2 separate regions of the Homo sapiens genome follow, and region 1 is linked to region 2. The links are chromatin loops, found by intact Hi-C in ENCODE. Cell type or tissue: sigmoid colon. All regions are shown on one strand. Each heading gives the region's core, and the rest is flanking DNA. Links, peaks and the distances in the headings are about the cores only. Region 1 overlaps SPMIP2 (sperm microtubule inner protein 2). Region 2 overlaps FNIP2 (folliculin interacting protein 2).

Region 1 (16,714 bases), core at 3,815-11,814, 120 kb before region 2:
CAACAGCAGTCCCCAGGGGCTGCTGCAGCCACGTGGGCTGTTACTGATATGCTGCCTCTGTTGCAGTGAGGCAGCTGCCACGTCCAAAGTGAACTCCAGCTCCTTCCCTGCCTCCTCCTTCAGTGTCACTGGCTTCTGGGCCAGGTGATGTTTAGCCCCATGTTGAAAGGCACCAGTTTCAGTGCAAACCACCCACTTCATCAGTGTTGGAGGCTTGTGGGTGATAAGAGACCTCCTTGGGTTCCACTAATCCTCATGGGTTCCAGCTTGGCGGACAAGTTTAAAGCCCGCTGACTGTGTCTGGAGCATCCCAATCCACTCCTGAAGCAGCCACAGTAGTCCTAGATTTGTGTGATGCATTCTTATTCTAGCCCACATCTCGCTTTGTGTTGCCTCCCTGTATATCTTATAAGCTGCCCCAAGACTTCCTCTTTACCATTCTCAAACCCACATTGGCTTGACTCCTTGGCTCTGAGCTCTTGCTTGTTCTCCAGCATCTGAATCACTTTCCTGCACTGGTGTTGGTGGCCTATCCACTTAGGTATATCACAGGCAGAAACTATCTTGTGAAGCGGCCTATTTGGGCAACTCCAGCTGGGGAACCAGGACTTCTGGAACTCTCTTTTTGGCTCCAGCTTTAAATGATAGGGAGATAGGACATGCAGGACACACCAAAACAGCCCAATACAGAGTACACTAAAAAGATCGTGTTAGGTGGGGTGGGAGGAATCACTTGAGCCCAGGAGTTCAAGGCTGTAGTGAGCTATGATTGCACCACTGCACTCTAGCTTGGGCAATGAAGTGAGACTCTGTCTCTTAAAAAAAAAATTGTTGGAGGAAGGAGTAAATGAATGAACTGATTTGCAGGGGCTTGAGAAGTTTGCAGTCTAAGGTCTGTGTGTGTGTGTGTGTGTGTGTGTATGTGTTTGTGTTTGTGTTTTGTCTTACTGTTCATAGGCACTAACTTACAAGTTTGATTGACTGTTCCATCCAGGGAGTCATTCGGGATAACTGTTTATCCTTAACCTGGGCCAATAATAATCTCAGCACAAAAAGGCAGTGCAGAAGGAACCTATCATTGTACACTGTTTTTGCTCACTTTTTCTTTGCCTGGAATAGGGTATGTTGACGGAAAGGGAAGGAGTCCTTTTTCCTTTCCCATCTAACATTTCTCTACTACTACTTTCTCAATGATTTATACTATTTGTTCACTAATAAAGGGCTGCTGAGGGCAACATCTAGAAGCAGATTTCAGAGAAACAGCTCCCACCTGCTCCCTCCAATCCATACTCTAATCACCCGGGCCCCTCCCGTCTCATCGCTCCCCACAGAGCTTTCCAGGGTGGTAGTTACTTATGTTCACTGTCCTTTGGAAGAGACAGAGATTTGCTTTCTAGCAGAAATGGAAAAGTAAAAGTGTTACAGATGCATTGTGGGAAGCAACGGGAGGGAATCACACAACTGAAACGGAATGCATTTATCCCCCTTCTCCAGTGGCCCAGCTGCGGCTCACCTAGTGTCTCCCTGTGGGGGGCAGGCTGCTGTCAAAAAAGCGAAATTGAAAGCCCAGTTAGACTCCCACTTTAGCCTTTTTTAGCTGGCAAGCACGCTTGAAGCAGCTAGGCTGCAACCACAAGGGGTTACCAAAGAAAAGGTTGAAAAATAAAATAGAAAAGATGGCCATCTAGAAAGCCTCCCTAAGAGAGAAGGAAAAATAAATAAATAACCAACTTAATCCCCTTTTATTTTTGTTAACTAGAAAATTGGGAGCTAGAAAATGATCTGTAATTTTTAAATTGCTGGATTTTCCCCAGTAATAATTAACATGAAAAAGTAACACCTGATGGAGCAAAAGTAGTGTTATGTTTTCATTTGTGAACAGTAGTATAATAAGTGGGCTAAAGGGAGTTCAGCTAATTGGCTCATGGTTATAGCTTTAATTTCTTCATCTATTGTCAGGAGAAATCAGCTTTTGAAGTGCGTGGAAAACTATGAAGTTTTTAATATGGATCAATAGGATGTCATAATGGTCTGATTAATAGAGATTGGCAGTGATTTTGGAAATCTGCTTTACATTTCATGTCTCTTACACAGAGAACAGGAAAATTTAACAGATTCCCATCCCCGTGTTTCACAAGTATTTGATTGTATACTGGTATTTTTTAAAATTACGAATTCTAACTTTTAAAACTTGTGTGTTGACGTCATCAGTCTGTCGTAAGTCCTGCTCAGGACCACATTTTCCATGACTACTACAGACTGACCACACCCTTCTCTGAATTTCTTTTTCAGTGAAAGGCGGCATCACCCAGCTTTGCTGTAGTTATTCAGTGCATAAGACTCTTTTCTTAGCTACATTATAAGCTTTCTGAGGACTGGGCCAAGCTTTCTCTCCTTCTGCCACCTCCTGATCCATCAACACAATATCACACATATACTAAGCACTTACTATAAATTTTAAACAGCTATAATCATTACTCATTCTAATTGCACAAAATTCTAGGTTTTTAATCTTTTGTCAGCATTTGAATATATATTATTCATATTTATACTTTATCTTAGCCAAAAGGCCGAGAAGTGATATTATTCATATTTATATACAAATTACAAAGCATTGTAAAAGCTAAATTTCTTTGTTCCAACTCTCTTTTTTCTAATAGAATAGACTGTTTCTCTTGCCTTGATCTAGTAAATCTTGAAACTTTTATATGACATGTGCAAAGGCATTAGGACAGATGCTCAGAAAGTTGCACCAGCATTTCTTGTTTTTGCTTTTCAAAAGGGAGGAAGTTATATTGAATTAAATTTTATTTCTAAATGGTTTGCTGCACCTGAAAATAATTCTTTCCAAATATAAACTTATTATCTGTATTTTAAAAACTGAACTATTCCTACAATAATGTAATGCTATCCTAAAATATGTTGCTTAGAGGTCTGCACATGACTGGTTTGCATGAGGCACTGCATTTTTCCTTTCCTTCAGTAAAGGAATTGTTTTCATAACATGCAAATACACACATATATTCATTTATTCACAAATATTTACTGTGTGTTAGGACACAGGCATTCCTTGCATTTGTATATTAGCCAAGGAAGGGAAAGAGACAGAGGCAAAATAAATCTGGGAGTTTCCAATTCTGCTAGTTTAGAGTCAGTCAACATCTGACGATATTGTTAAATTATTTACAGTCTTGCAGGACTTACGAAACCCCAAAGCTGATTTTCCTGTAATTCAGTAAAAATGTAATTTTATTACCATCACTGTAGTTATAACACATGGAAAAAATTAAGTTGCAATGCATAATGAAAATTTAAGAGTTATGGAAAGGTACATGTAAATCAAGCTTGTCCAACCAGTGGCCCACGGGCTGCATGCAGCCTAGAATGGCTTCGAATGTGACCCAACACAAATTTGTAAGCTTTCTTAAAACATGAAATGTTTTTGAATTTTTTTTTTTTTAGCTCGTCAGCTATGGTTAGTGTTAGTGTATTTTATGTGTGGCCTGAGATAATTCTTCTTCCAATGTAACCCAGGGAAGCCAAAAAATTGGAACCCCTGACATAAATGACGAAATACCCATCTGACACATTGGAAAAGCCAATATGGAGAAAAAGCATAAAATGCAGACTTTTAGGCTAGTGGCTGAGAGACTGACAGCACATCATGGCAGCATGGTGTGTGTGTTTAAATTTGTATACATATGTAACTAACCTGCACAATGTGCACATGTACCCTAAAACTTAAAGTATAATAAAAAAAAAATTTGTTTCAGAAGGGATACATCCACTTACAGTGAGTAGCATTTGGGGCTGCAATTTTTTTTGAGACAGAGTCTTGCCCTTTCGCCCAGCCTGGAGTGCGGTGGTGCGACCTCAGCTCACTGCAACCTCTGCCTCCTGGGTTCAAGCGATTCTCCTGCCTCAGCCTCCTGAGTAGCTGAGACTATAGGCGCCAGCCACCACATCCAGCTAATTTTTGTATTTTTAGTAGAGACGGAGTTTGACCATGTTGGCCAGGCTGGTCTCCATTTCCTGACCTTGTGATCCGCCCACTTCGGCCTCCCAAAGTGCTGAGATTACAGGCGTGAGACACCGCACCTGGCCCTGGGCTGCATATTAAAACATGAATGGTTTAATGTTGGAGTGCTTTTCTCATTCTTTTCTTTTATAAACATAACAGAATTTACCTTTTAACTATTTTAAAGTGGACAATCCTGTGGCATTAAGTATATTCACATTGCTTGCAACTATCACCTCTTCCATCTCCAGAATTTTGTCATCCTGTAAAACAGAACCTCTGTACCTATTAAACACTCACTCTCCATTCTCCCCTTCCCCTAGCCTCTGGCAACCACTACTCTACTCTCTGTCCCAGTAAATTTACTCAGGACCTCATTAAGTGAAATCATGCAGTATTTGTCTTTTTGTGACTGGCTTATTGGACTTAGTATTATGTCCTCAAGCTTCATTTATATCACAGCATGTGTCTCAATTTCCTTCCCTTTTAAGACTAAATAATATTGCATTGTATGTTGTTATGATCTGAATTTTTATCCCCACCCCCCAATTCATATGTTGAAGCCCCAACCCCTCAGTGTGACCGTACTTGGAGGCCAGCCCTTTAGAAGGTAACTGAGGTTAAATGAGGTGCTGAAATAATCTCATGAAACTGGTATCCTTATAAGAAGAGGAAGGGGCATCAGGCCTTCCTCTCTCTGTCTTCACCTGTACAGAGGAAAAGCCATTTGAGGACATGACAGGAAGGTGGGCTCCTACCAGACAGGAAGAGGGGCTCACCAGTCACCAACCCTAACAGCAACTTGATTTTAGATTTCAGGCTCCGTAACTGTGAGAAGATAAATTTCTGTTGTTTAAGCCACCCAGTCTGTGGTATTTTCTTATGGCAGCCCTAGGGAACTGATACATATGTATACACCACACTTGAGTTGCCTCTGTACCTCTTGGCTATTGTGAATAATGCTGCTATTAACATGTGTGTACAAATACCTGAGTCCCTGCTTTCACTTCTTTTGGGTATATACCCAGAACTGGGATGGCTGGATCTCATGGCATTTCTCTGTTTAAGTTTTTGAGGAATCACCATACCTTTTCCTGCAGCAGCTGCACCATTTTACATTTTCACCAGCAACATACAGGGTTCCCATTTCACTTTATTTCTCATTTTTAAAGCATTTAAATATACTTTGGTTACTGTGAAGAACCTGTGGCCACTGGGGAATGATCGTAGACGTGGGACTGTTGACAACATATTCAAACATGTAAAGTTAATTTGCTTTCCTGTAAGCAGTGATGTAACAAATACACAACATTGCTTTTGAAGTGGAAATCTAATTAAGCAGGATCCTCAGTGCTATTTTGTATCAGCATAACTTGATCAAAAATTGGCCAGGTGCAGTGGCTCATGCCTATAATCCCTGCAATTTGGGAGGCCGAGGTGGGAGGATCACTTGAGCCCAGGAGTTCGAGACCACCCTGAGGAACATAGTGAAACCTCATCTCTACAAAAATAAAAAAAATTTAGCTGGGCATGGTGTTGAGGGCCTGTAGTCCCAGCTACTCGGGAAGCTGAGGTGGGAGGATCATTTGAGCCCACGAGATTGAGGCTGCAGTGAGTCGTGATGGCACCACTGCACTCCAGTGTGGATGACAGAGTGAGATCCTCTAAAAAAAAAAAATTATTTCAACATACTGTGGTGATAGGTTAGCTAAGGTTATTCATGTTAAAAATGCTGCCACTCCTTCCCTAGCAGTGTTCTCACCATGTCTATTGAAAACACATTTTCTGATCTTTCCTCTCTGGGTGCTGTGAAGGTATCAGATCAGGTATCATCTCAGCCCACATCCTCTGAATTGAATTATGGTATTTTCGATCATGATGTTATTTGTTTTCAACTCCACATTACACGTAATCATGTAGCTCATACATCAAGTTTAGGAATATATTTCTTCACATAGCCCATGATCTCTAAGTGCCAATACTCTGTGCTAAGTAAGATATCTTAAAATTTTGTTTTAATAGAGCTAGGGTCTCACTATGTTGCCCTGGTTGGTCTTGAACTCCTGGGCTCAAGTGATCCTCCTACCTCAGCCTTCCAAGTCATGGAACTACTGTTCTTGGCTTTAAATTTTTTCTTTATAATTATTTTCAATTTTTATAGATTTAAGAAGCCATTTGAGGAATAATTTTTTTTTTTTTTTTTGAGACAGAGTCTTGCTCTGTCACCCAGGCTGGAGTATAATCGTGTGATCTTGGCTCACTGCAACCTCTGCCTTCTGGGTTCAAGTGATTCTCCTGCCTCAGCCTCCTAAGTATTACAGGTGCACACCACCACGCCCAGCTAATTTTTGTATTTTTTTTAGTAGAGACGGGGTTTCACCATGTTGGCCAGGCTGGTCTCAAACTCCTTACCTCAGGTAATCCACCCACCCTGGCCTCCCAAAGTGCTGGGATTACAGGCATGAGCCACCAAGCCTGCTCAGAATAATTTTTTTTTTTTTTTTGGGATGGAGTTTCGATCTTGTTGCCCGGGCTGGAGTGCAATGGTGCAATCTTGGCTCAACACAACCTCCGCCTCCCAGGTTCAAGCGATTCTCCTGCCTCAGCCTCCCCTGTAGCTGGGATAACAGGCATGTGCCACCATGCCCGGCATGTATTTTTGTATTTTCAGTAGAGACAGGGTTTCTCCATGTTAGTCAGGATGGTCTTGAACTCCCGACCTCAGGTGAACCACCCCACCTTGGCCTCCCAAAGTGCTGGGATTACAGGCGTGAGCCACCGCGTCCAGCCAGAATAATTTTTATAAGCATTAATTAACCCAGAGAAAATTACAAAACCCTAAATGTTGTAATAGTTGTTTTCAGTATGGCATCACCACTCTCTAAATACTTCAATTAATCCCAGATCATGATAAAAGCTTTTAATTACTCTATACTATTCTTTAACTACCTCCTTTTGCACACATCAAAGAATGGGGATTTATATTTCAAATATTTAATACCCATTAGGCATTCTATATGTTCCCTAAGAATTATTTAGAATGATTACATTTTCATTTTTCAGGCTACTTCAGTTGAAAGACAGATTGAAGTAAAATTGGCAAGTGAAAGTCAATATTTAACTGGTACTTCACTTGGACATTTTATTCTAGTTTCAAGCTTTGAGGTAAATAATTGAGTGAGGGAGGGGAACAGGAATCAGCTCTGTTTTGTTCAACAGTTTCCTCAGGATTTTATACAAAGAGAGACATCATGTGGTTATGTTTGCTGAACATATAAACCTAGGAAGAAGAGAGAGTAAAATTCGATGACAATTTGGACTGTAAAAGATGTTACTATTTTAGAATTGGGTCTGAAACTCACAAAGTTATAATTTAATAGGACTAAATATGAAGCTTGCACTTAGAGTTTAAAAATCAACAATCCAAGTAGAGGATAGGTAAGACATTATGCAATAGGTTGGTGTGGAGCGTGGAGCTGACTGCAGACTGGAGATGTGCCCGGAGGTTAGCTCAGTTGCCAACAAAGCTGACACAATAACAGGCTGCATTAACAGAGAGCTGTGTTCCAGAAACAAACGCTGCCCCGATTGGGCCACATGGTAGCATTATTTTTGGTTATGCATGCCACATTTTAAGCCAGATGTTAATAAATTGAAGAGCATCAAGAGGCAGAGTGGTGCAGAGCCTGGGAATGTTGTTACATGAACGCCTGAAAGAAGTGGGGAAGCCTAATTTGCAAAAGAGCCTAAAGTGACCCTTTCCTGGGATCTCATGGGCTATTTCAATGAGACGGGGATTCTTTACCAGAATTCAGAATTCAGACTACTGTGTGACTGTTACAGGAAGGCAGATTTTAGTTCAATGTATGGAAGAATAATTAGACCTGTCCAAAAATAGAATGTGCTTTTGTTACTGGAAATATTTTGTCAGTTGGATGAACACGTGCTGTGAAGGGGAGCCCACATAGAGTGCAAGGTCATACCTGCTGACCTCTGAAGGCTGCACCTATCCAAAGCTCCCTTAGAACATCCTGGAAACCATGTATCTCTGCCAATACTGTGTACAGTATAACTGAATTTAGGGCTGTATTTATGTGATTTTCAAACAACCAACCAGCCATACAAAGTAGATTAACAACGTGTCCACTAATACATCAGGGCATATGTTTATTTCAGCACCGGGATTTTGCCCATGGTCTCTGCTGCAGAAGCAACCAGAAATCACAAGGAGTAGTTTTTGTTTTTTGTTTTTGTTTTTGTTTTTTTGTGACAAAGTCTCCTCTGTCATCCAGGCTGGAGCACAATGGCGCAATCAAAACTCACTGCAGCTTCGACCTCCCAACCTCCTGGACTCAAGTGATCCGCCCACCTCAGCCTCCCAAGTAGCTGGGACTATAGGCGTACACCACTGTGTCGGGCTAATTTTTGTAATTTTGCATTTTTTTTTATTAACAGAGATAAGGTTTTGCCATATTGTCCAGGCTAGTCTCAAACCCCTGGGCCCAAGGGATCTGCCCACCATGGCCTCCCTAAGTGCTAGGATTACAGGCATGAGTCACTAAGCCAAGCCAGTAGAACTCTTAACTAACCCTTATGAGAGCCTCTCAATAGCAACGGAAACATGGGGACATTTGAAGATAAGATTACCTTTCCATGCAAAAGAGCAGCAGCTTGGTGTCCTTTGTTGATTCTAGGAATATATAAATTGCAATTTCAGAGTCCATAATTAGATGCTTTGAAGAATGAGAATGCCAACATTGCTAGTCTTGGTACATTAATTAATAAATGTTAGAAGTTACTTGGCACTTCTTCCCCTTCAGAAACAACAGCAAGAGCATAGGGCAGGGGTCCTCAAACATGATGCATCAGAATCACTTGGAGGGATTGTTAAGACAGATTGCTAAGCCTCATTTTCATGGTTTCTGTTTTAGGAGATATAAGGTGGGCCCTGAGATTTTGCATTTTTAATAAGTTCCCCAATGATGCTTATGCTGTCGGTCAGGGGATCACATTTGCAGAACCATTGGTATAATGAATGAATGAACACTGTATGAGAAGCCATGCTATAATCATGCAAAGTATTTATTTGAGTGGTGTTTGGGAGCCTGTTTGTACCTTCTTGAGAGAACCAATTATTAGCATCTCTTTCCAACTTTGCATTCAGTGACATCACACAATAGTTTGACATTGACCATGTTGGAAATGTTTATACCACAGAAACTGGTAAATGCTAAAACCATAGCTTTTTCTCTTGAGAGCCCAATAAACCACTGCTATAGACTCAAAGCAGAATGAAAATATTGGATGATCGAATGTCTAATACAATGTTTCTCAAATTCACTTCATTCATGGTTTTACTTAATGCTGCTTGAGTCCTGGCTACATAACCACAGCAATATTTTTTCAATTATAATGTGTTAAAAGGGCTTAACAGGAATGGAATTCATGAAATGAAGTGTATTCTTGGATTTAAAAGACAATGCAATATTGTTTTATTTACTAATTATTTAAGAATAGTCAACATCTGATCCACTTTATAAATGTGTATTAAAATTATAACATGAAAATGAACATAGTGATCATTAAATATATGTACAATACTAGTTCATCATCATCTAACATTTACCAGCTGCTTAAAATGGGCGCTGTCATAATTCTTTACATGAATTATCTCAATTTTTTTTTCTTTTGAGACAGAGTCTTATTCTGTTGCCCAGGCTGGAGTGCAGTGGCACGATCTTGGTTCACTGCAACCTCCGCCTCCCGGGTTCAAGTGATTCTCCTGCCTTAGCCTCCTGAGTTGCTGGGATTATAGGCGTGTGCCACCACACCTAATTTTTGCATTTTTAGTAGAGATGGGGTTTCACCATGTTGGTCAGGCTGGTCTCGAACCCCTGACCTCAGGTGATCCACCCGCCTTGGCCTCCTAAAGTGCTGGGATTACAGGCATGAGCCACCATGCCCGACCGAATTATCTCAATTCTTACAAAACTCTGTGATGTAGATATGTTATCCTCCACCTTACAGATAAAATCTGAAGTCACAATAACAGGTATATGAAACTGAGGTATCAATATGTATATGAAAGAGGCTGGCATGTATCAGATGATCTCATAGGTAATGTCCTAGAAACCTCACATGTAGCATTTCTTTTTAAAAATTTTGTACTGTATCTACTTATTTATTTTAGAGAGAGTTCTCAGTATGTTGCCCAGGCTGGACTTGAGCTCCTAGGCTCAAGAAATCCTCCCACCCCAGCCTCCCAAGTAGCTGGGACTACAGGCGCATGCCACTGTGCCAGGTGAAATATACCATTTCTTAAAGACATTTTACTGATAACTACATTGTTATTATGTAATTACCATATTCTTTTTTTTCCCACACACAACATATAGGTCATTTATTTTCCTTCTAGTCCTGGATTCAGTGCATAGATGGCTTCTCTTCACCCTTCGGGTTGACAATTTTCTCCAGGTTGCTGCTGCTGATATGTTAAACCTCAGCGTAGAAGGCCCCGAAGTCCAGCACCATGGCCCTGAGCTCCCCATAGGCTGCCTCATCTCGCTGGTGCACCAAGACCCAGTAGTCCATTACATGAGTCTCCTTGGAGGCCTTGGCCACAGCATCCCGACGTTCTGAGAAGTACTTGGAAATGGTTGTCTGGAAAGCTTCCACTTTGCTTTTGACGGCATTCACCCTCTCCAGCACCTTCTCCTGGATTGCTACCCCAAAATCATCCATCTTCAATCTTGAGGATCAGGTGCTGGATCCCTGTGATCACTAGAATGCATTTCTCTTTGAGACTACAGACTCCTGGCTTAACCAGGGCAAGCAGGAACAGGACCTTCTCATTCCTAGGGAGAAATCCACTCTTAGGGACTTCTTTCATCTCCTGCTTATCTGTTTCCATCTCATCATCCTTGGGTGGAGGGCCTGGGATGAGATGTCCAGTGGGGCCCGGAGGGAAGTCAGGTCAGCCACATTGAGGCAGTACCTTGCAAGAGCTGATTCAAGTATATGATTTTCTGTGGCAAGAATCTGTAGAGGAATTCCTCAGCCTCCTGGAAAAGATTCTGCCTGAAGATCTCCACCTGTTTACAGGCCTCCCGTCTCAGGCGCACCCCACACGGCTTGGCCATATGCTGCTTCAGTTGCTAGATCTCTGGCCTCCTAATTACCGTATGCTTCAATATATTTTAAATACATTTTAGAAGAAAATACTGCCGGCATCAAAACTTTCACAGGACAATATTAGAACAACACTGGCATTCTAGGGAAAACAATGTTAAACATTGGCTTAATGGCCATAAACTGTAATAACTTGACCAATCCTAACCCTTCTCTTTTGAGCTTTGCCTCTCAAAGGGAGGACCCTCAGCCCTCGTTTGTGGTGGGTGAACATTATCAATGCTTGCCACTTTGACTCCCTGATTTCTATGCTTCCCTGAGGTTGTCCTACCTGTGTTTGACATGTTTTAAATTTACATATTATTAGTAAGTTATTGGCAATCTATGATTGCTCTGACTTTAAAACCTCTGTCTTTAAGTTTCTTTTGTATCTCTTTGATACAACCAAGATGCATCCTGGGGATTACTATCTGTCACCACTTAGTATCATCTTCAATTCAGCTTCTTCATGTTCAGCATTTTGCTCAAAGCCGTAATATGACCAAAAATGAGTATTAGGTTGAATGAAAACCTTGGAAACTTGGCTGTCAGCATGTACAACATATCCTGTAGGGAGTGTAATCTCACTTTAAAAGGGATCCAACTGTGAGCAATTAGCTATAGAAAGCTGGGGGGCAGGTTTCAGGGATGAGTAACAAGATGAACTTTGCATTGCATTGGCAGGGTGTGGTACATTTTCCCACAGGTTAAAGCCACTAGCTTTTCATCTCGCGTAAACATGGTTGCTTAAGATGGTTTCACTTTGGACTTCTGAATGACCCTTCTATACTGCTTCTGTCTGACTCTTCAGCCAGTTATGTACACTAAAAACCTCTCCCTCTCTAACAAATATTGCAACAAGTTTTCCAAATCTTAATGAGCCACAGTTATAATTATCCACCAGCTTTAAGTATTGTAGAATTTCACAAGTTTGTAAACTTCAGACCAACACTGTTCAACGGAAACATAATTCGAGCCACATACATAATTGAACATTTTCTGGCAGCCACATTAAAAAATTAAAAGAGGGTCAGGCGCGGTGGCTCACGCCTGTAACCCCAGCCTTTGGGAGGCCAAGGCAGGTGGATCACTTGAAGTGAGAAGTTCAAGACCAGCCTGGCCAACATGGCGAAACTCTGTCTCTACTAAAAATACAAAGATTAGCTGGGCGTGGTGGCACACACCCATAGACCCAGCTACTCAGGAGGCTAAGGCAAGAGAATCACTCGAACCTGGGAAATGGAGGTTACAGTGAGCCGAGATTGCACCACTGCCCTCCAGCCTGGGCAACAGAGTGAAACTCCCTCTTAAAAAAAAATTAAAACAGGTACAAATAACTTTAATAATATACTTTGTTTAATCCAATAAATCCAAAGTTATTTCAATATGAAATCAATATTGAAAGTTATTAACAAAATGTTTACATTTTTTCTTTTGTACTAAGTATGTGAACTCTGGGTGTGTACTTTTGACTTATAGCACTTCTCAGTTTGGGCTAGCCACAATAACACATGTGGCTAGTGGCTGCTCCATCGGAAAGTACAGCTGGAGACTTGTTAGAACTCAGATTAATGTTATCTGGGAGCATCCATATATCCAAACACCCTAGTTGATGGTTTTTTGTTGTTGTTATTATTGTTTTGTTTTGAGATGGAGTTTCGCTCTTGCTGCCCAGGCTGCGGTGCAATGGCGTGATCTCGGCTCACTGCAACTTCTGCCTCCCAGGTTTAAGCAATTATCCTGCCCCAGCCTACTGAGTAGCTGGGATTACAGACACTCACCACCATGCCCGGCTAATTTTTGTATTTTTAGTAGAGATGGGGTTTCACCATGTTGGCCAGGCTGGTTGATTTTTTTTTTTTTTTTTTTTGAGGCGGAGTCTCACTCTGTCACCCAGGCTGGAGTGCAATGGCGCGATCTCGGCTCACTGCAACCTGGGTTCAAGGGATTCTTCTGCCTCAGCCTCTTGAGCAGCTGGGATTACAGGCTTGCGCTACCATGCCCAGCTAATTTTTGTATTTTTAGTAGAGATGGGGTTTCACCATGTTGGTCAGGCTGATGTCGAACTCCTGACCTCATGATCCGCTTGCCTCGACCTCCCAAAGTGCTGGGATTACAGGTGTGAGCCACCGTGTCTGGCCGATGGTTTTTTAAAACTAAGTTTCTGGAAGAAGGTATTAATTAAACAGCCTGGGCAACAAGAGCAAAACTCCATCTCAAACAAACAAACAAAACCACTCTTGACCTGGTAGCTTTAATACCAGGTCATATAACTAATAGGATGAATAATAATGAATTAATTATGGTAAAAAAAACAGCTTGACACTTACTGTGTATTAATCAAAGTGAGTAAATGTATTGAAATTGTGACCCAGTGCAAAAATAGAACAACCATGTTAGGTGCCAGAATTCCCATTATTATTTATAATCAGGTAAAGTCTACCCAGGCTAGGAATCTAGGAACTCATAGAATGGCTCTTGATTATTTTAACATTTAACAAAAAACTAATGAATACATCATGTCTGTAATCCCAGCACTTTGGGAGGTCAAGGCAGGCAGATTACCTGAAGTCAAGAGTTCGAGACAAGCCTGGCCAACATGGCAAAACCCCGTCTCTACTAAAAATACAAAAATTAGTAGGGCGTGGTGTCATGGGCCTGTAATCACAGCTACTCAGGAGGCTGACACAGGAGAATTGCTTGAACCTGGGAGGTGGAGGTTGCAGTGAGCTGAGATCGCACCACTGCACTCCAGCCTGGGCAAAAGAGTGAGAATCCATCTCAAAAAAAAAAAAAAAAAAAGAGCACAGAGTAGCTTCAGACAATCTCTAATTCCTCTTCAAAATGGACTCAGCTTGGCCTGGGCAACATGGCAAAACCCTGTCTCTACCAAAAATACAACAAAAAATTAGCCAGGTGTGTTGGCACACACCTGTGGTCCCAGCTACTTGGGAGGCAGAGGTGGAAGGATCACTTGAACCCGGGAGGTAGAGGTTGCAGTAATCCAGGATTGCGCCACTGTGCTCCAGCCTGGGTAACAGTGAGACCCCAACTCAAAAAATAAAACAAAACAACAACAAAAAAAACCCAAAATGGACTCAGCTGGTGATGACTCGTCAAAAGTCTGTGAATCAGTCTAAGTTCCTTTTCTGTGTCCAACATTTTCTTATCTGGTCGAGGTTAGAATGTTCTTGTCCCTATCAGCATTCACAGAGCATTCTTATTTTTGCCTTTTAAGTCCTGGGGAATGGTAGTTTGAGCTACCATTCTGACCCTGTTAGCTGAATGGTTAGCATTTCTAGTAGCTGTGTTCTCTTTAAAGAGGAGTATTTTTCTGTCTACCTTGATAATGGGAAGGAGGTTTAAAGCTCTCTTTTGTGGAAGAAAAAATGTCTTTCTTTTTTAGAGTGAAATGAAATCTGATCTCTTTCATCTCTTTGGCACCATGACACTTCCTGTGTAAAATCATTCTCACAAGGGTAGTTGAGGTCATTGAATTTAATTATCTGAGGCGCCGTACTGTACAGCCTACAATAGCATTAGCATAGTAGAAGATACAGACATGAGGGAAGGTGATGGAAATAACAGAAGTGGTTAGAAGGTACATAGTATGGTGATAATAGCTATCATCAGGCATCTATTATGTGTCCGGTATAGGACTAGACATGCCTCACATATGCTACATACAATACCTTACTTAATTCTTACAACAAATATATGAGGTTGTTAGATGTGGTTTTATTTTTCAGATAAAGAAACTGAGCCTGAGAGATGGTATTTTGAAGAAGGTTATGAGCCTATTATGAAATAGGGTTCAGCTGGAGTATGGCCCATTCTCTTTTCTACACATCATGCTGTCTCCCAATAAAGCAAAACAAATGAAAAAGGAAATGATGTGCTGTAAACCAATTGCGAACCACAAGAAACACTGAATGAAAGGTCACAGGGCGAATTACACAGAGAGTGGTATAAACTTGGCAGGGAGATATAAAATGTTTTATCATTTCCCTGTATAGCAGAGAGGGGAGGAAAAAATGAAAGGAATAGCAAAAACAATGCTTTCCTGAGGTGATCATAAATGTGCTTTCATAGAAAATGACGTTTTAGAGGAACAGTGGAAATTGAAGAAGCAGGAAGGACTGAATATATGGAAGTGATAGACAAGAATGATTAGGAGACCAGAGAGAGAGAAAAAAGTAATTCAGGTAGCCATCATAGCACTGCCTTTCAAACTTTTCTGACTGCAGTCCACAGTAAGAAATACATTTCACATAGGGACCCAGTTAACAACACTGCGTGTGTGTGTGTGTGTGTGTGTGTGTGTGCAGTGATATGTATCATTAAAACAAAGATGCAAAAGCAATTTAGTGAAAAGTGATAGTCTTTTACAAATGGTGCCAAAATAACTGGATATCCATATACAAAAACAATTGAACTTCATATCTCTTCTTATATACAAAAATGGACTTGAAATGGGTCATGGACCTATATGTATAAACCTAAAACTATAAAACTTCTAAAAGAAAACATAGGAGAAAAACTTTGTGATCTTAGATTAGACAAAGATTATTTAGGCTGGGCACAGTAGCTCATGCTTGAGGCCAGGAGTTGAGACCAACCTGGGCAACATAATGAGATCCCATCTCTACAAAAAATAATTTTTTTAACAAAATAATTTTTAGGTGTAACACCTATGGTATGATCCATTAAAGAATAAATTAATAAAGTAAACTTTATCAAAATTAAAAACTTCTGCTCTTCACAAGACACTTTAAAAAATGAAACTACAAGCACAGATTAGAAGAAAATATTTGCAAGGTACATATCTGATAAAGGACTTGTATTCAGAGCATATAAAATACTCTTGGTCTAATATCCAGCATCCATAAGGAACAGAAACAAATTTACAGGAAAATAACAAACAACCCCATTAAAAAGTGGGCAAGTGATAAGGATACTTTTCTAAAGAAGACATACATGTGGCCAAGAAGCATATGAAAAAAAAAGCTCAATATCACTGATCATTAGAGAAATGCAAATCAAAACCACAAAAACACCAGTCAGGATGGCTATTATTAAAAAGTCAAAAAATAACAGATGCTGGCGAGGATGCAGAGCAAAGGGAACACTTGTTGGAGTGTAAATTAGTTCAACCATTGTGGAAAGCAGGGTGGCGCTTCCTCAAAGAGCTAAAAACAGAACTGCCATTTAATGCAGCAATCCCATTACTGGGTATAAAACCAGTGGAATGTAAATTAGTGTATCATAAAGACACGTGCACACAAATGTTCATTGCAGCACTACTCACAATAGCAAAGACATTGAATCAAACTAAATGCCCATTAATGATAGATTGAATAAAGAAAACATGGTACATATACGACATGGAATACTATGCAGCCATAAGAAAGAGTGAGATCCTGTCTTTTGTGGGAACATGGATAGAACTGGAGGCCATTAGCCTTAGCAAACTAATGCAGGAATAGAAAACCAAATACTGCATGTTCTCACTTATAAGTGGGAGCTAAA
Region 2 (16,714 bases), core at 3,038-11,037:
GCATGTTAATTCCAGTGGCTGGGGGGAGCTACTGATACTTTTCTAAGAGTGTATAGGCTCTGTCTGTTGTTTGTATTTAAAGTATTGTTACGAAAGTGATTTTAAAATCCCATTTGGAAAGAAGCGGATTGCTTGAGCCCAGGAACTCGAGACCAGACTGAGCAACATGGCAAAACCCATCTCTACAAAAAATACAAAAATTAGCTGGCATGGTGGCACATGCCTCTAGTCCAACTACTCAAGAGGCTGAGGTGGGAGGATCACTTGAGCCCAGGAGGCGGAGGTTGCAGTGAGCAGAGATCATGCCACTGCACTACTCACTCCAGAGTGAGACTCTGTCAAAAAAAAAAAAAAAAAAAAAGCAACAATTGATATAATCTTACATGTGTATAGTACTTTAAAGCTGGAAATGTTGGAAATGTTTACACAAATGATATTCTATTTTATCCTTAACACCTTTGTGAAAATGTTTGCTTAATAAAAGGAACTACAATCCCTTCAGAAACTGGCCTACTTATTAAAATATCAATCTAATAAAAGGAGAACTCATGAGTTCTCCAGTGGATGATTTACAGTTTCCTTTTATGCTTGATCTCTCCACCCATTCCTTATTTACTGCACCATATACCTCATTCCAAAAAATTCCAGTGCCGCTCCTTGTTATTTGTTTCACGGAAGAGCTATTACTACTGAAATCTATCCTGTTGCGAGTTTTATGCTGCATGTTCTAGTTTTAGTTATGCTAATCTCCAATTATATTAAAACAGTACTTTTGAATTTGTGATTTTATAATCAAAATGTCGTTAAAAGCATTTTAAAACTAGATTTCTTTGGTGATATAAGAACCAGTACTTACAAAATCAGCAGGGAGGTGAAGCTTATAGAGCTGTAAAATGGACTGAAGCAAACTGGACACCTGACTAGAGACCAGGACATCCTGGCCTAGTTTCATGTTGTCCGTCACTTTCCTCTGACTTGTAGCTACCTGCACACTCCATTTATCCGTGTCTGCGATAATACAGACAGCTTCAGCTATTGGCTCATCCAGGACTGGATGCTGAAAAAGAAACACAAAGGGATGGGTTTATTTATCCAGGTGAGTCCAAAAGGTCAAAGTTTCACTACTGATAAATACATTTAAATGTAAAATTCTTGACAGCCAGGCAGTTATGGATAGAGCAGATTTAACAACTGGTAAATTATGCCATAGGGTAAATAGGGTAAACACTGAAGCAGTCACAAGGACTTTTTTAAAGACCTAATTTCTCAAAACAAATCAAAGTGTAACTGCTTGGGAGGGATGGGTGGGGGAGGGGGAGGATAGAGAGAGCCAGAGACAGAGAGACCTGCCTCAAAGCCAATGCACATATGCACATTCTTCTAACCCTCATTTACCAAGGAAAATTAGTACTGGCTGCTTCCGTCCTTACTCCTTTCTACTATCCTGGGGTGACTGCTTGATTCTTTTGGCTGCTTAAATAACTTCCTCCAATAAATCCATCCGAATTTTCCTTTGAAGAATGATCTTTCTTAGACAAGGCCCGGTGAGACTGCAATCGGGTCCATCCTTCCTCTATCACAGTGTGTTTGTATGGCCCAAGCTATGCCAGCTGGATGCTCCTTCCCTGGGAATTCCTTGTTAGTACCAGCACAGAAGACCAAAAATGGTTGGCACCAGCATATTCCTGCCCAGACAGCAATTAGTACAAGGCCTGGTGGGACTTAGTACAAACACCTTCAAGTAGTCCATGGTTCCTGGAACTCCAGAATTGCCTTGTTGCCTATTTGAACCCTAATTCTTTTGACTTCTCATCAATTCTATACATTCCTAATATTCCTTCACTAAAGTCCCTCCTGTTTAAGTTAACAAGAGTTGCTAATTGCAACAAAGAACCCAAAGAGATATACAGCTTTGCCACTGGACCATGGTTACCTGTAATTTTTACGACTTAATCCAAGTAGTGGGAAGGCTGCAAATACAAATCAAAGATGCATGATGCAATACTGTAATTTTAACAGGTGATCTGACTCCCTAGTCTTGGACTCTGTCCTGTGCAGCTTTGTATTCCTTCTCACAAATGGGAAAGAGAGTGGTGAGATGAATGAAAACTTCGTGCGGACCAACATTTTTTCCTACTATTATCCAAGGGGGAATAGTAGGAAAAATAGTAGGAAAAACCCTGGTAATAGGGTTTATATTTTTCCCTATTATCAGGGTTTATAAAAATATAAGGGTTTAAAAAGATATAAACCCTATTATCAGGATTTATATTTTTCCCATTGAAAGGAACAGCAATCAGGCAAAGTCTGATGTTCAACATTTATTTGTCTGTTCAAATAATTTTAAACATGAGAGATAAAGAATTTGATAAAGTATATTTTTGAATTCATAAAGCCCAGTTTCCCAAGACAGTTCTCATTTTGTAGAATTGTTAACTGAAAAGTACAAAGATTTTCTTACACACATAATGACCCCATCACCATTTTCAACCAAAGGTTTTCATGACCCTTTCACCCCTACGCTTCTTACACATGCATATATACAGTCTCCAAAACGGACAACTAAAGATACAAGGCTTCAGTGACTTCTCTTTACAAGCTCCTCCAAGGTCTTGTTCATCCTGTGTTATAAATTTATATCAAGATGATGACGACTTGCCATCAATGAGTCTGGTCCTTATGGAAAAAAAAAAAAAAGGAAATTTGAACACTTCAAATATTTGTATTTTGAGCTCAAACTCCTTCACTGCTTTGCATTTGTCAGAAATCCACAACATGCTGGTCATGCCACGGGACAGATCTATATTAGAGACCTTTCTCTCATACTGACCATATGTCAACATAGAGACAATGAGTTGAACGTATGCCTGTCACCTTTCACAGTGAATTCTAGCTTTTGCAAAGGGCAAGGGGAGGAGGAGGATTGATTTGCAATAGGTAATTTGGACCCTAGGTTCAAATCGAACTTAGTCTTCTAAATGATCTTCCCACTGCAGTGGTAGGGAAGGGAAGAGTGTGTCAATCCCCAACAGTGCATAGACTATAAGTTATATAGTACCACTACCAACACAAAGTGCTTTGTTTTAAGCAACTAACTGCTGGAATAAGGGCCAAGAGGCATACTAGGAAGGTGATGGATGGAAGATTCTGCAAGCTTAGGTTATATCAGAAGGCTGTAGATTTACATGCAATAACAAAAAGGGACAGAGAGGTTGGCTCAATTATTTTAAAAGTAAGCATGCAAGAGAAATGTAAAACTAAAAAATACTAACATGAAAAATCAGCACAAGTCTTTGTATTTATTTATTTTTTAGAGACAGGGTCTTGCTTTTGCCCAGGCTGGAGTGCAGAAGTCTGATCACAGTTCATAGTAACCTCAAGCTCCTGAGCTCAAGTGATCCTCCTGCCTCAGCCTCCCAAGTAGCTGGACTACAGACATGTGCCACCACACCTGGCTAATTAAAAAAAACGTTTTTGTAGAGATGGGGTCTTGCTATGTTGCCCAGGCTGGTCTCAAACTCCTGGCCCCAAGTGCTCCTCCCACCTCTGCCTCCCAAAGAACTGGGATTATAGGTGTGAGCCACTACATTTGGCCTCCAAAGTTTCTTACTTTTTTTTTTTTTTTTTGAGACAGTCTTGTTCTGTTGCCCAGGAGTGATGTGGTGCAATCTCGGCTCACTGCAACACATGGCTCCTGCGTTCAAGCGATTCTCATGTCTCCTGGGTAGCTGGAATACAGGTGTGCACCATCACACCCACCTAATTTTTGTACTTTTGTTAGAGACAGGGTTTTGCTGTGTTGGCCAGGCTTGTCTCTAACTCCTGGCCTCAAGTGATCTGCCTGCCTTGACCTCTGAAAATGTTGGGATTATAGGCTCACAAGTCATTTTTAAATCACTGGAGCAAAGAGGCAGAATCTGAGGTAGAGACCTGAGTAAAGACGAAAGAACAATGAGTACACAGATTGAGACAAACTGACAAGAATTTGCGGGAGTCCATTCCTTGAAAGTGGGGCTGAATCTTCTCTCTGCATCCTTAGCCTCTAGCACAGGAGCTGGCATTTGAAAAATGTTACTTGCTGAATGAAAATGAGACAGATTAAGCACAAGCAAATGACAAGAGTCGATGAGCATCTTGTGTTCCTTACAGCATGGATTGCTGACTTTTATGCATGCAGGCCCCAGGAACAGAAAAGAACCAGCAGAACCTTTTCAAAAGAGAAAAAACTCCAAGAATTACATATTCTCAGGCTACTAAATACATAACACACAATTCCCTGAATCAATCCAATTGCCTCCATCTAACTATATCACTTAGTAGCTACTTACTTATTTACTAAAGAATAAACACCTTTTAAAGGAAGAACAAACTAGAGGGAAGTCTAAATATTCAAGAAAAGAAATGAATGCTGGAAAGAGATAAAAATATCATCAACTACTTTTAGTTACAATTCAAGGGCCACCGGGGCCACTGCTGGCCATCCCTGATCAGGCCTGAACTTGCACAGGGTCAGAGAGTTGAAGCTAAAGTTCTGGTGACTGGAGATTTCTGATCATCTTTCCAAAGGAAACTCAACCCCATTAGAGACTGGGCAGTGTAAACATATTATGATCTGGCTTATCAGTCAATCTCTAAGTTTTCAGAATTTAAAGAACTCTAAGATCTAGAAAACTATGTTTGGATTTGTCACAGAAATACATACCTGCACACTATGCCCTGGAATTCAATTTAACATTCCTCTTGGGTTTTTTTTTTTTTTTTTTTTTGAGACAGAGTCTCACTTTGTCACCCAGGCTGGAGTGCAGTAGTGCATTCTCGGCTCTCTACAACCTCCGCCTCCTGAGCTCAAGCAATTCTCCTGCCTCACCCTCCGGGTAGCTGGGATTACAGGCACCCACCACCACACCCAGCTAATTTTTTGTATTTTTAGTAGAGACGGGGTTTCACCATGTTGGCCAGGCTGGTCTCGAATTCTTGACCTCAAGTGATCCACCCACCTCGGCCTCCCAAAGTGCTGGGATTACAGGCGTGAGCCACCGTGCCTGGCTGGGAAGACTATTTTTTAGGCATCTATAGAACCACAATAAACAAACACTGAATTATATGTATGCTTCTTTATAATACTATTTCTTACTAGCCATACCTTAATAGTAGAAGTTAGTAAATAGTGAAATCTGTCAAGTAAGTTTTTTAAGTTCACAATTTTATCAAGTTCACATGCATAGCAGGTTTCATACATACACTTATTTGCAGTAACATACATGTAGCAATACTTTTAAGAAATTAAGTATTCTAAAAAATACGAACCTAAGATTGACTGATTTAAACACCTATGAAAAGCCTAATCCACTATCTGCTCTTCTTAGGACTTGGAGTTTGGGCATGGGAACTAAAGAAAAGGAATAGGAAGGTGGGGCATGCCTGTACCCCAACGCTGACAACTGAACCATGGTGAGCCTCACTTTGGCCTCCCATACACCTTAAGGAAAAGGGAGATATGCTATGGATACCTGTCAGTTTAGTAAGATTACTTGGTAAAATTTCTCTTCTTAATGCTAACATCTTTTTTCCCAAAGGGTTTTGTTACCTTGACTAAATATCTCTAGAAAAACAAACCAAAAAGCCTACGTTGTATAGTTACCTTTTTTAAAAGTTCTCCTGCAAACCATTATTGTCTCAGATTAATCAGGTCCTCATTTCAGAGTTCCAAATGAAAATCTGAGAGAAACACTAATATTAAATATAGTCATTCCACTTAAGATGCCTGTTTGAGAAACTTTACAAACCTTATGGATGCTGACATCAATTACCCTCTTTTCTCTCAAGCTAAGGAGAATCAATTTTGAAATACGTTTCCTGTCCAAATAATTTATCAAATTCTCCTATTAGAATGGATCTGCGATATGTTTGTACTTCCTCCATCAGCTGAGAAAAGCACTGCCCTATCGCCACCCTCCTGAGTGCCCACACCACACTGAGTGTCCAACGGCAGCCAGGGTATCAATGCAGAGCTGCCAGCCCGGCACCTTCCTGCCACCCTCTCCAGACCACTAACAGCAGGTTACATGCCTCCCACAGAAACTTAATTGGGTAACTCGGAAACTTCTGACAGGGACTTGCGGATAGAAGAACATGGGAGGTGAGTAAGGAGCTGCAGACAATTGTTAAGGTGGACAGCCAGTCTCCAGAAAGAAAGGAGGTAGAGGCCATATGCCATTATCATTTTCCCCTTGCTGCACTCATATGAGAAGTTAGAAACAATCATTTATTCATTTCTACCTTGTCAATATCTTGTTTACCCAAACTACTTTCCTGTGAAGATTTTTCAAGATAGAGTAACAAATGAAATACCTTGTTTTATAAATCTTTAGAAGATTATTGAGTTTTCTTTGCTATTACAGCTTGTTGAATCAACAGGATCAGCCTGGTTAATTTGTAGCCTCTAAGGATGGGTCCATTTCCTGGGAGTGTTAAATGCCTAGGACATTCCAATTTCAAGGTTTTAGGTCAGATTGCCGCACACACAAAATATGCTGCCTTGATTCATATACACATGACTTCTGCTTAACTTAAACTTCCACGAACAAGAAATTGTCTACAAGGTTTAGAGAATCGCAAGAGCTGTGGTTCTGATAATTCAACAAAGGGCAACAATAAGATGACAGCAAGGGCTCTGAAGTCAGATTGGGCTTGAATACAACCACCGTCACTTACCAGCTGTGGAACCTCAGCAACTCAATCTGGGCCTCAGTTGCTATGTCTGTAAAATGGGATAGTACTTAGTTCAGAGCTTCTGTGAGGCTTAAATGCCATTTAAAGCACAAGTTTTCTGTGAGAAAAATGTGTTGAAACGTGTAGCATAGAACCCAACACATTAGGTGCTCAAATGTTCGTCCTGCTGTCCTGAACCACCCTCTCTCTGTATTGACCATGTCCCCTGAAACCTCAGACTCAGGAGCTCACAAATAGTGCAACTGTGGACAACACTGCCCTAGTTTATGTACTTTACCTAAAACCTCAAACTTCTTAAAATACCACATGATCATTTCCTTCACCAACTCTAAAATCTACGCTAGCACACATCACCCAAACCATTAAGTTAAAACTGTTCTTTCTTCCACACTTACAGCTCTTCACAGCCTGGGCCCACCCAATCTGTACATATTCAGTTCCCAATAAGACCCCTGATATGGTTTGGCTCTGTGTCCCCACCCAAATCTCATCTCCAATTATAATCCCATGTCGAGGAAGGGGACAGGTAGGAGGAGTTTGGATCATGGGGCAATTTCCCCCATGCTATTCTCGTGATAGTGAGTTCTCACGAGAGCTGATTTTTTTATTTTTTTTGAGACAGAATCTCACTCTGTTGCCCAGGCTGGAGTGCAGTGGCACAATCTCGGCTCACTGCAACCTCTGCTTCCCAGGCTCAAGTGATTCTCGTGCCTCAGCCTCCCGAGTAGCTGGGACTACAGGCACACACCACCATGCCCAGCTAATTTTTGTATTTTTTTTTTTTTTTTTTTTAGCAGAGGTAGGGTTTTGCCATGTTGGCCAGGCTGGTCGCAAACTCCTGGCCTCAAGTGATCCGCCTGCCTCGGCCTCCCAAAGTGCTGGGATTACAGACATGAGCCTCTGTGGCTGGCCGAGAGCTGACGGTTTTAAAGTGTGGTACTTCCTCGCATACGCTTGCTCTCTCTCCTGTTGCCTTGTGAAGAAGGTACTTGCTTCTCCTTCACCTTCCGCCATGATTGTAAGTTTCCTGAGGCCTCCCCAGCCCTGCAGAACTGTGAGTCAATTAAACCTCTTTCCTTTATAAATTACCCAGTCTTGGGCAGTACTTTACAGTTGTGTGAAAGTGGGACTAGTACAGCCTCCTTCTCCAGGCCAAAAAGATTCCTGCTCTTACCTCAGGTTGTGCCCAGAATGCCTTCCCTGCCACCCCATCTCAAGTCCACAATCCCTCAAGGACCTGGCGTGAGTCCATCCCTCGCCCTGGAAACCTTCCCACATGCACTGCACTGCTCTTCCTTTGACCTCTGAGAATACTTGCTGTCCACACCATTCATTTTGGCACTTCATCACACACTGTCTTAACTTGTTCTTGATTTCACATGTTTGTCTACTCAGTGATTTTATAAGTAACTCAAGGAGATAAATCACATTTCTTTTTCTTCTGCAGCCTTTGAAAGGAACATAACACAGTGCTGGGCATGTGCAAAATATCTAATACATTCTAGCTGTGGTGAACAGTTTATTTTTGGATGCAACCCAGTTCCTATTAAGTAATCTGTGCATTTCTTATTTTCTGGCAATATTATACCTCCAATGCACCATAATTAATATATTTCTTTTCTATGTACCACATTTAAATGACTAGTATTTCACGTGATTATCTATTTTTAACCCAATGAAGAGTGAGGAAATGCCGTTCTTGCATATATGCTTCCCATAACTACTTATTAATTCATCATGCCATTTCTCCTGAAGGGGGGCAGGAACACAGTACTGCTCTACAGATAGGAACACTCAGGACAAAAAAAAAAAAAAAAAAAAGAGCTTATTAAGTATCTTGGCATGTAAGAAATAAAGTCTAGGAACTCACAAGTGTTTCCGACTTTTAGCCCAATGAGTCTCCCAAGCCCTCTACTATAAAATCCAAGGAAATCCCTTAGAAGACAAGAGTGCAAGAAGTGTGAATGATGGTCTGAATTTATTGTCATTAGGAGAAAACACAGCCACTTCTATCATGCATGTTGCTACAAGTTCCCCATCTTTATGCTGCTTGACACTGACCCTTTATCAATCTTCAGAGATGTCTCAGCCCACATGTGTATTACAGAGAGCAGGAGTGTGAAGACTTCTGTATTCATAACCAGATCTAAAATCTGCACAATAGTTATAACAGTGTGGGTTTAACTATCAGGGATAAGCCACTGGGAAGCCTCTTTAAAACACAAAGGGAGGCTGGGCGCGATGGCTCACGCCTGTAATCCCAGGCTTTTGGGAGGCTGAGGTGGGCGGATCACAAGGTCAGGAGATCGAGACCATCCTGGCTAACACGGTGAAACCCCGTCTCTACTAAAAATACAAAAAATTAGCCGGGCATAGTGGCGGGCGCCTGTAGTCCCAGCTACTCGGGAGGCTGAGGCAGGAGAATGGCGTGAACCCAGGAGGCGGAGCTTGCAGTGAGCCGAGACTGCGCCACTGCACTCCAGCCTGGACGACAGAGCCAGACTCCGTCTCAAAAAAACAAAAAAAACAAAAAACACACACACACACAAAGGGAACAGGCAACTTATGATTCAGGTAATTGGAAGCACTTCTCTCTATGTTTTTCTCTGAGATATTCTGGATAATAAAACACATGATTCTTTGGCTTCATTTTTTTTTTGTGTGTGTTAGCTTGATTTTATTTATTTATTTTATTTTTTTTGGGTGATAGCTTCTTGTAGTTTCTGATTTATTAATAAATGAGTAATATATAAATTTTTCTTTGCTTTTTTTTTTTAATTGATCATTCTTGGGTGTTTCTCACAGAGGGGGATTTGGCAGGGTCATAGGACAATAGTGGAGGGAAGGTCAGCAGATAAACAAGTGAACAAAGGTCTCTGGTTTTCCTAGGCAGAAGACCCTGCGGCCTTCCGCAGTATTTGTGTCCCTGGGTACTTGAGATTAGGGAGTGGTGATGACTCTTAAGGAGCATGCTGCCTTCAAGCATCTGTTTAACAAAGCACATCTTGCACCGCCCTTAATCCATTTAACCCTGAGTGGACACAGCACATGTTTCAGAGAGCACCCGGTTGGGGGTAAGGTCATAGATCAACAGCATCCCAAGGCAGAAGAATTTTTCTTAGTACAGAACAAAATGGAGTCTCCTATATCTACTTCTTTCTACACAGCCACAGCAACAATCTGATTTCTCTATCTTTTCTCCGCATTTCCCCCTTTTCTATTCGACAAAACCGCCATCGTCATCATGGCCCGTTCTCAATGAGCTGTTGGGTACACCTCCCAGACGGGGTGGCGGCCAGGCAGAGGGGCTCCTCACTCCCCAGAAGGGGCGGCCAGGCAGAGGCACCCCCCACCTCCCGGACGGGGTGGTGGCCGGGCGGAGGCGCCCCCCACCTCCCTCCCGGACGGGGCGGCTGGCCGGACGGGGGCTGCCCCTCACCTCCCTCCCAGATGGGGCAGCTGCCGGGCGGAGACGCTCCTCACTTCCCAGACGGGGTGGCTGCCAGGCGGAGGGGCTCCTCACTTCTCAGACGGGGCGGCTGCCGGGCGGAGGGGCTCCTCACTTCTCAGACGGGGCGGCTGCTGGGCGGAGGGGCTCCTCACTTCTCAGATGGGGCGGCTGCCGGGCAGAGGGGCTCCTCATTTCTCAGACGGGGCGGCCAGGCAGAGACGCTCCTCACCTCCCAGACAGGGTTGCGGTGGGGCAGAGGCACTCCCCACATCTCAGACAATGGGCGGCCGGGCAGAGACTGGGCAGAGACACTCCTCACTTCCTAGACTGGATGGCGGCCGGGAAGAGGCGCTCCTCACTTCCCAGACTGGGCAGCCAGGCAGAGGGGCTCCTCACATCCCAGACGATGGGCGGCCAGGCAGAGACGCTCCTCACTTCCCAGACGGGGTGGCGGCCAGGCAGAGGCTGCAATCTCGGCACTTTGGGAGGCCAAGGCAGGCGGCTGGGAGGTGGAGGTTGTAGCGAGCCGAGATCACGCCACTGCACTCCAGCCTGGGCAACATTGAGCACTGAGTGAACGAGACTCCGTCTGCAATCCCAGCACCTCGGGAGGCCGAGGCTGGCAGATCACTCGCGGTTAGGAGCTGGAGACCAGCCCGGCCAACACAGTGAAACCCCGTCTCCACCAAAAAAATACGAAAACCAGTCAGGCGTGGCGGCACGCGCCTGCAATCACAGGCACTTGGCAGGCTGAGGCAGGAGAATCAGGCAGGGAGCTTGCAGTGAGCGGAGATGGCAGCAGTACAGTCCAGCTTCGGCTCAGCATCAGAGGGAGACCGTGGAAAGAGAGGGAGAGGGAGACCGTGGAAAGAGAGGGAGAGGGAGACCGTGGAAAGAGAGGGAGAGGGAGACCGTGGAAAGAGAGAGAGAGGGAGAGGGAGACCGTGGAAAGAGAGGGAGAGGGAGACCGTGGAAAGAGAGGGAGAGGGAGACGAGACGGTGGAAAGAGAGAGGGAGGGAGACCGTGGAAAGAGAGGGAGAGGGAGAACGTGGAAAGAGAGGGAGAGGGAGACCGTGGAAAGAGAGGGAGAGGGAGACCGTGGAAAGAGAGGGAGAGGGAGACCGTGGAGGGAGACGGAGAGGGAGAGGGAGAGTCTTTGGCTTCATTTGAACTCCCATTTGTTATTCATTTTATATAATTCTGGTAAGTTTAATACATTTATTAAACTGTACTTTAATAAGAGGATGCTACATGACAAAATACCTTTCCACAATAATTCTCCTTATGTTACAGCACCATGACTTAATATTAGCTTTTATGTAGCTGTAAGAAAGGCCTTTAGTCAGTCATGCAAAGAGCTCATGATGAATGTGATGACAGTCACCTTCTCAGCACTACTCTTAAAGGTCCTCAGATCCCCTTTGGTATTCCTCTGCCTCCTCAGAGGAGAAGACCCACCTATATAACTGCATCCTCCATAGCCTTGGAACTGAAGATTCAGACCATACAAGGTCGTCCTTGGCCAACACACCCCACTAGGATGACTGAGAGCCACTAAAAGGACTGCAGAGGTGTGTGAATTGTAGACCAGTTTTTAAAAAAATAAAAACAAACCAAAAAACCCCTTCAGTCTCAAATCCATCCAGAGAAAAGAAATCTGGTTATCACTCATTATTCTTAAACCATCTCCTCCAATATATAAAGTCAGCTAGAATTTTTTTTATTATTATTATACTTTAAGTTCTAAGGTACATGTGCACAACGTGCAGGTTTGTTACATATGTATACATGTGCCATGTCGGTGTGCTGCACCCATTAACTCGTCATTTACATTAGGTATATCTCCTAATGCTATCCCTCCCCACTCCCCCCACTCCACCACAGGTCCCAGTGTGTGATGCTCCCCCTCCTGTGTCCATGTGTTCTCATTGTTCAATTCCCACCTATGAGTGAGCATGCGGTGTTTGGTTTTCTGTCCTTGCGATAGTTTGCTGAGAATGATGGTTTCCAGCTTCATCCATGTCCCTACAAAGGACATGAACTCATCATTTTTTATGGCTGCATTGTATTCCGTAGTGTATATGTGCCACATTTTCTTAATCCAGTCTATTATTGATGGGCATTTGGGTTGGTTCCAAGTCTTTGCTATTGTGAATAGTGCCACAATAAACATACGTGTGCATGTGTCTTTATAGCAGCATGATTTATAATCCTTTGGGTATATGCCCAGTAATGCGATGGCTGGGTCAAATGGTATTTCTAGTTCTAGATCCTTGAGGAATCGCCACACTGTCTTCCACAATGGTTGAACTAGTTTACAGTCCCACCAACAGTGTAAAAGTGTTCCTATTTCTCCACATCCTCTCCAGCACCTGTTGTTTCCTGACTTTTTAATTATTGCCATTCTAACTGGTGTGAGATGGTATCTCACTGTAGTTTTGATTTGCATTTCTCTGATGGCCAGTGATGGTGAGCATTTTTTCATGTGTCTGTTGGCTGCATAAATGTCTTCTTTTGTGAAGTGTCTGTTCATATCCTTTGCCCACTTTTTGATGGGGTTGTTAGCTTTTTTCTTGTAAATCTGTTTAAGTTCTTTGTAGATTTGGATATTAGCCCTTTGTCAGATGGGTAGATTGCAAAAATTTTCTCCCATTCTGTAGGTTGCCTGTTCACTCTGATGGTAGTTTCTTTTGCCATGCAGAAGCTCTTTAATTAGATCCCATGTTGAGTAGACATTCCTGACAGCAGTTTTACTGAAAGAGGGGACAGACAGACCTCCTGTTGGTGGCAAAGCCAGCTCTGAGATATGCTGAAGGGGTCATCAGCGAAAGGGGCTTCAGTTCCCTGAAAAAGCCATACTATGCCCTGCACTCTTCCCTGCTTCTCATCCTCACTCTGCTACTGACCCTAGCTGAGTCCTCACCACAGCCGCCTTGTGCGCACGTTCTCAGCACCCTGGCCTCCTGCTGCCACACACTTGACCACACTATTTTCACTGCTGACTTATTTCTATTTCCTGTTAGATCGCAAACTCCCTGAGGACAGATGCCATGTCTTCTTCTCTCTAGCTACTTCTAAGAGTTTTCTTTATCTTTGATGTCCAGTTGTTAAGTGTGAATTTGTTAATATTCTCCCTACTTGGGAGTCAGTGTGCTTACTTAACCTGAAAAATGCCAGCCATTCTTTCTTTGAATATTACTTTCCCTCATTTTCTCTATTCTCTTTCTGCATATGCTATAAAGTCTCTTCACTCTGGCCACCACATCTTTTACTTGCTCTTTGATATTTTTCATGTCTTTTTGTCTCAGAGCTCAAAAACATAATTTCTTAAGTAGCCTCCATTTCAAATTCTAATTATCTTTAGCTGTATTTAATCTGCTCTGTTCTTTAACCTATACCTGGAGTTTTAATTTCAGGGACTATTTTTCAATTTTAGAAGTTGTTTTTAGTTCTTACATGAATCTAAATGATCATTTATCACATTATCCTCTCTTTTTTTTAAGGTTCCAATTCCTTCTTTTTATCACCGTAAACACTTTAAACATGGCTACTTTAATAGTTATTGCCAACTGGAGGAGTGCTGATTCTCCTGCTTGTATGCGCTTGCCCTCCACTCATGATGATTTCCTGGTTTCCCACATATGTTTGTAATTTCTGAACGTGGGCCTATCTTACTGGAGCTATGTTTCATTTTCCTATATGCGTCTCATAAGCTTGTGGTTGTAGAAGTGTCTAAAGTAGTGTGCTTCCTTCTGCCAGAGTCCTAAAGGTTTCTATGCTTCTGGTTTTATGTTTATTTCTTGGGTAGGGATTCGCAAATCACTCGGGTAGAATAAATCTGGACCTGAAACCCACAAATAGCACAGACAGGGGGTTTTGATTTCTCATGGGTGACTTTATTTTCCCTAACCTGTTTCCAGCCTGTTTCTTTGCTGCTTCACTGCTTATGTCTGGTGATTTCTAGTCTCCTTTTCATGGAAGAATAGTTCTTTGAAGCTCCAGACTTTAGGTAAGGGGCTTGATTCCAGGTCTCAAGCCTTACATGCACACAAGACCACAGTCTTTCATCCTCGGGTGAATCTGAGAACTCAGCACCCAATTCCTAGGACCTGTATCAAGACTGAAATCCTGGAGGACCAGCTCATGCTTACTGCTTTGGTTTAGATTTCCATTTATCTCTGGCACAAAAGGATTTCCATTTTTTTTCATGACAGGAATTATAACAATGGGGCAGCAGTGAGGATGGTGATATTTTATCCATCACTATATAGTTTTAGAGGGGAGGCATGCCATCCACACCAGTTTAGTACATGTTGCTGGAATCCTCCTACCTCAGATCTTTTTTTTGGCTGGTCGGTGGGTGAGGGGGGGTGGGGGAGGAGACGGGGTCTCACTCTTTCACCCAGGCTGGAGTGCAGTGGCTCCATCATAGCTTACTGCAGCTTCGACCTCCAGAGCTCAAATCATTCTCCCACCTCAGCCTCCTGAGTAGCTGGGACCCTGGGCACACAGCCATCACGCCCCTGCTAATTCTACTTCAGATTTTGACTACTGCTATAAACACAGTACCAAGCACATAAAAGATACCTGATAAGTATTTTTCAACTGATAAATCTCTCAGGTGTGACTCTCCCCACTCTAACCCAAAAGCATCTCTGCCCCATCAGGTGACACGAGTTATCTCGACCACCTGAAGTGCCACCACTGGAGATTTCTAGTGCATCAAACATATTTTTAACACATGAAAATACCAGAAGGGGTAACAATCACATATGGCCTTATCATAACTCTAAAAGCATTTGCTTATCAGAAATTTTTCTCTTGGAAACAGGTTTAATGTCAGTCACTAAAGGCTTAAGAGTTGTACTAAGGTAAACAAGAGGAAGAGGAAAATTAATCATTTTGGACCTTGGGACATTGCTAAGGGATCCTTGTAGGTATACATGAAGACAGTATGAAGACTTAGGGGTAGAGGGAAAGAAGAAAGGGTTCAAAGTGTGGCAAGATGGTCTGGAGGGGTTCCGGGAAAATGTCTGATCTTCTGTGTATCTGTGCCTGTGCTCACCTGATTAGGGCCCAAATTCAATCCGTGGCCTTGAAGATACCGTACATAACTTCTGGAATGGCTGCACTTTCAGGCTGGCCACTTGCTGAGTAAAATTCAGTCGGAAGTTGAGAAGAGGTGCTCAAGGTCAGAAAGGGTATCAGAATCAAGTTACATGATGAGATATGGAACTCCAAAATAAAATGAGAGAGGGTTGGTAGCTTTTTTGCAGAGAATGGCACAGATGTTCAAATATCTTGTAGGTAGTAAAACATTTTGGGAAAAACATCAAAATTAGACATGTGTCTAACTCTGACACGATGCAAGAGACATGAAGCCCAAGAGACCTATAATAAGCTTTTATTTTCCTTTAGGTAACGACAATGAACACACAGAGCTGCAGGCATGTCTAAACATCTTACTCTTCCCCTTTAAGTTTCTTTAAAGAAAGATCATCTCCCATCTCTCTTTACTTCAGAAGAAAGGGCCACACTAAAGTAATAGACACACATGACTCTAACCCCAGTTTTATGGGGAAGAGTCAACTAACGTTAGTGAGCACTTTCTATGTGCCAGGCACCAGGCAAGGTGCTGGGAATATAAGGAAAATAAAGTCCCTGCTTTCTGCTTCAAGGCACCTGAAGCCCTAGTAGAGGAACACATCTGGAACAGAACAGGGATATGGGGCCTGGAATGATTTTGAAGAAGAGGCAACATATGAAATGGGTCTTCAAAAATGTAAAAAAGTTTGTTCAATAGTGTCCTAGGCAAAGAAAGCATAATCTGATAGGCAGAGAGGTGTGAGGAAAGGTGGACTATTTAAAGAATGGCAAACAGTGTTACTGGGGCATAAGAGGAGATACAGGGGTATGTGTGTATATTTGAAGGACATAAAAGGGGCAATTCCAGCTATGGAGTTTACAGTTTAGTCTCTTAGAAAATAGGAAGCTATTCAAGCAAAAGAGTAAATGATTGTCTCATGCTTTAGAAAGTCCTCTTGCAGCACTGCACAAGGCGGTGGAAGTGGGTAAAGTGGACACAGGGATGCCATTTGGGAAGATCAAAAGGAACTTTAAAAAGACTAGTCACATTGAGAAGGCGAGAGAATCACAATGATTTCAGATTGGAGTTGGGGATACCCAGAGATCAGTATTTTTTTTAACCACAATCCATGATAAGAAATACATTTTAACATCATGACCTGGCATACATGCTTATATGACATAACCTGGCATGACATGCCATATGCATACAAGTGTGACATGTGTGCACATGTGTATAAATACACACACACATAATACAAAGGTTTCACTAATCAATAAGAAGCCTAATGTGTGATGATTTTAGTTCTATATCATTAAAAAAACTGGTAATCAAAACCCATTTATAGGTCAAAATATGTAGTTTTAAAAGTGCTCCATAGGCCAGTGGACATAGGTAGTGTTGTATTGAGGGCTGTGGCTATAGAAGACAGTGCTAGAGGCCT

The links. A loop is a pair of places that touch in the nucleus more often than their neighbours do. Peaks named below come from ENCODE experiments on the same cell type or tissue, not always from the same donor. Only the 100,000 strongest peaks of a DNase experiment are listed, where the experiment ranks them.
Region 1: it touches region 2 in a loop (2.3-fold over the local background); 5 of 110 quality-filtered maps call a loop at or near these places.

Annotation. Positions count from the first base shown.
Region 1 is chr4:159,001,563-159,018,276 of GRCh38, reverse strand. The region is part of intron 1 of SPMIP2 (sperm microtubule inner protein 2); the gene reads left to right. It also overlaps the pseudogene PSME2P3. Among named protein-coding and RNA genes, the nearest start is that of SPMIP2, 25 kb to the left of the region's middle. RefSeq lists enhancers at 161-230, 411-730, 11,524-12,056. In sigmoid colon, for the core only: no CTCF peak of the experiment used is centred there; a DNase peak (open chromatin) is centred at 7,536.
Region 2 is chr4:158,875,789-158,892,502 of GRCh38, reverse strand. FNIP2 (folliculin interacting protein 2) reads right to left here. Exons shown (of 17, transcript NM_020840.3): 15 at 857-1,057. Among named protein-coding and RNA genes, the nearest start is that of FNIP2, 120 kb to the right of the region's middle. RefSeq lists an enhancer at 10,369-11,349. In sigmoid colon, for the core only: no CTCF peak of the experiment used is centred there; a DNase peak (open chromatin) is centred at 7,962.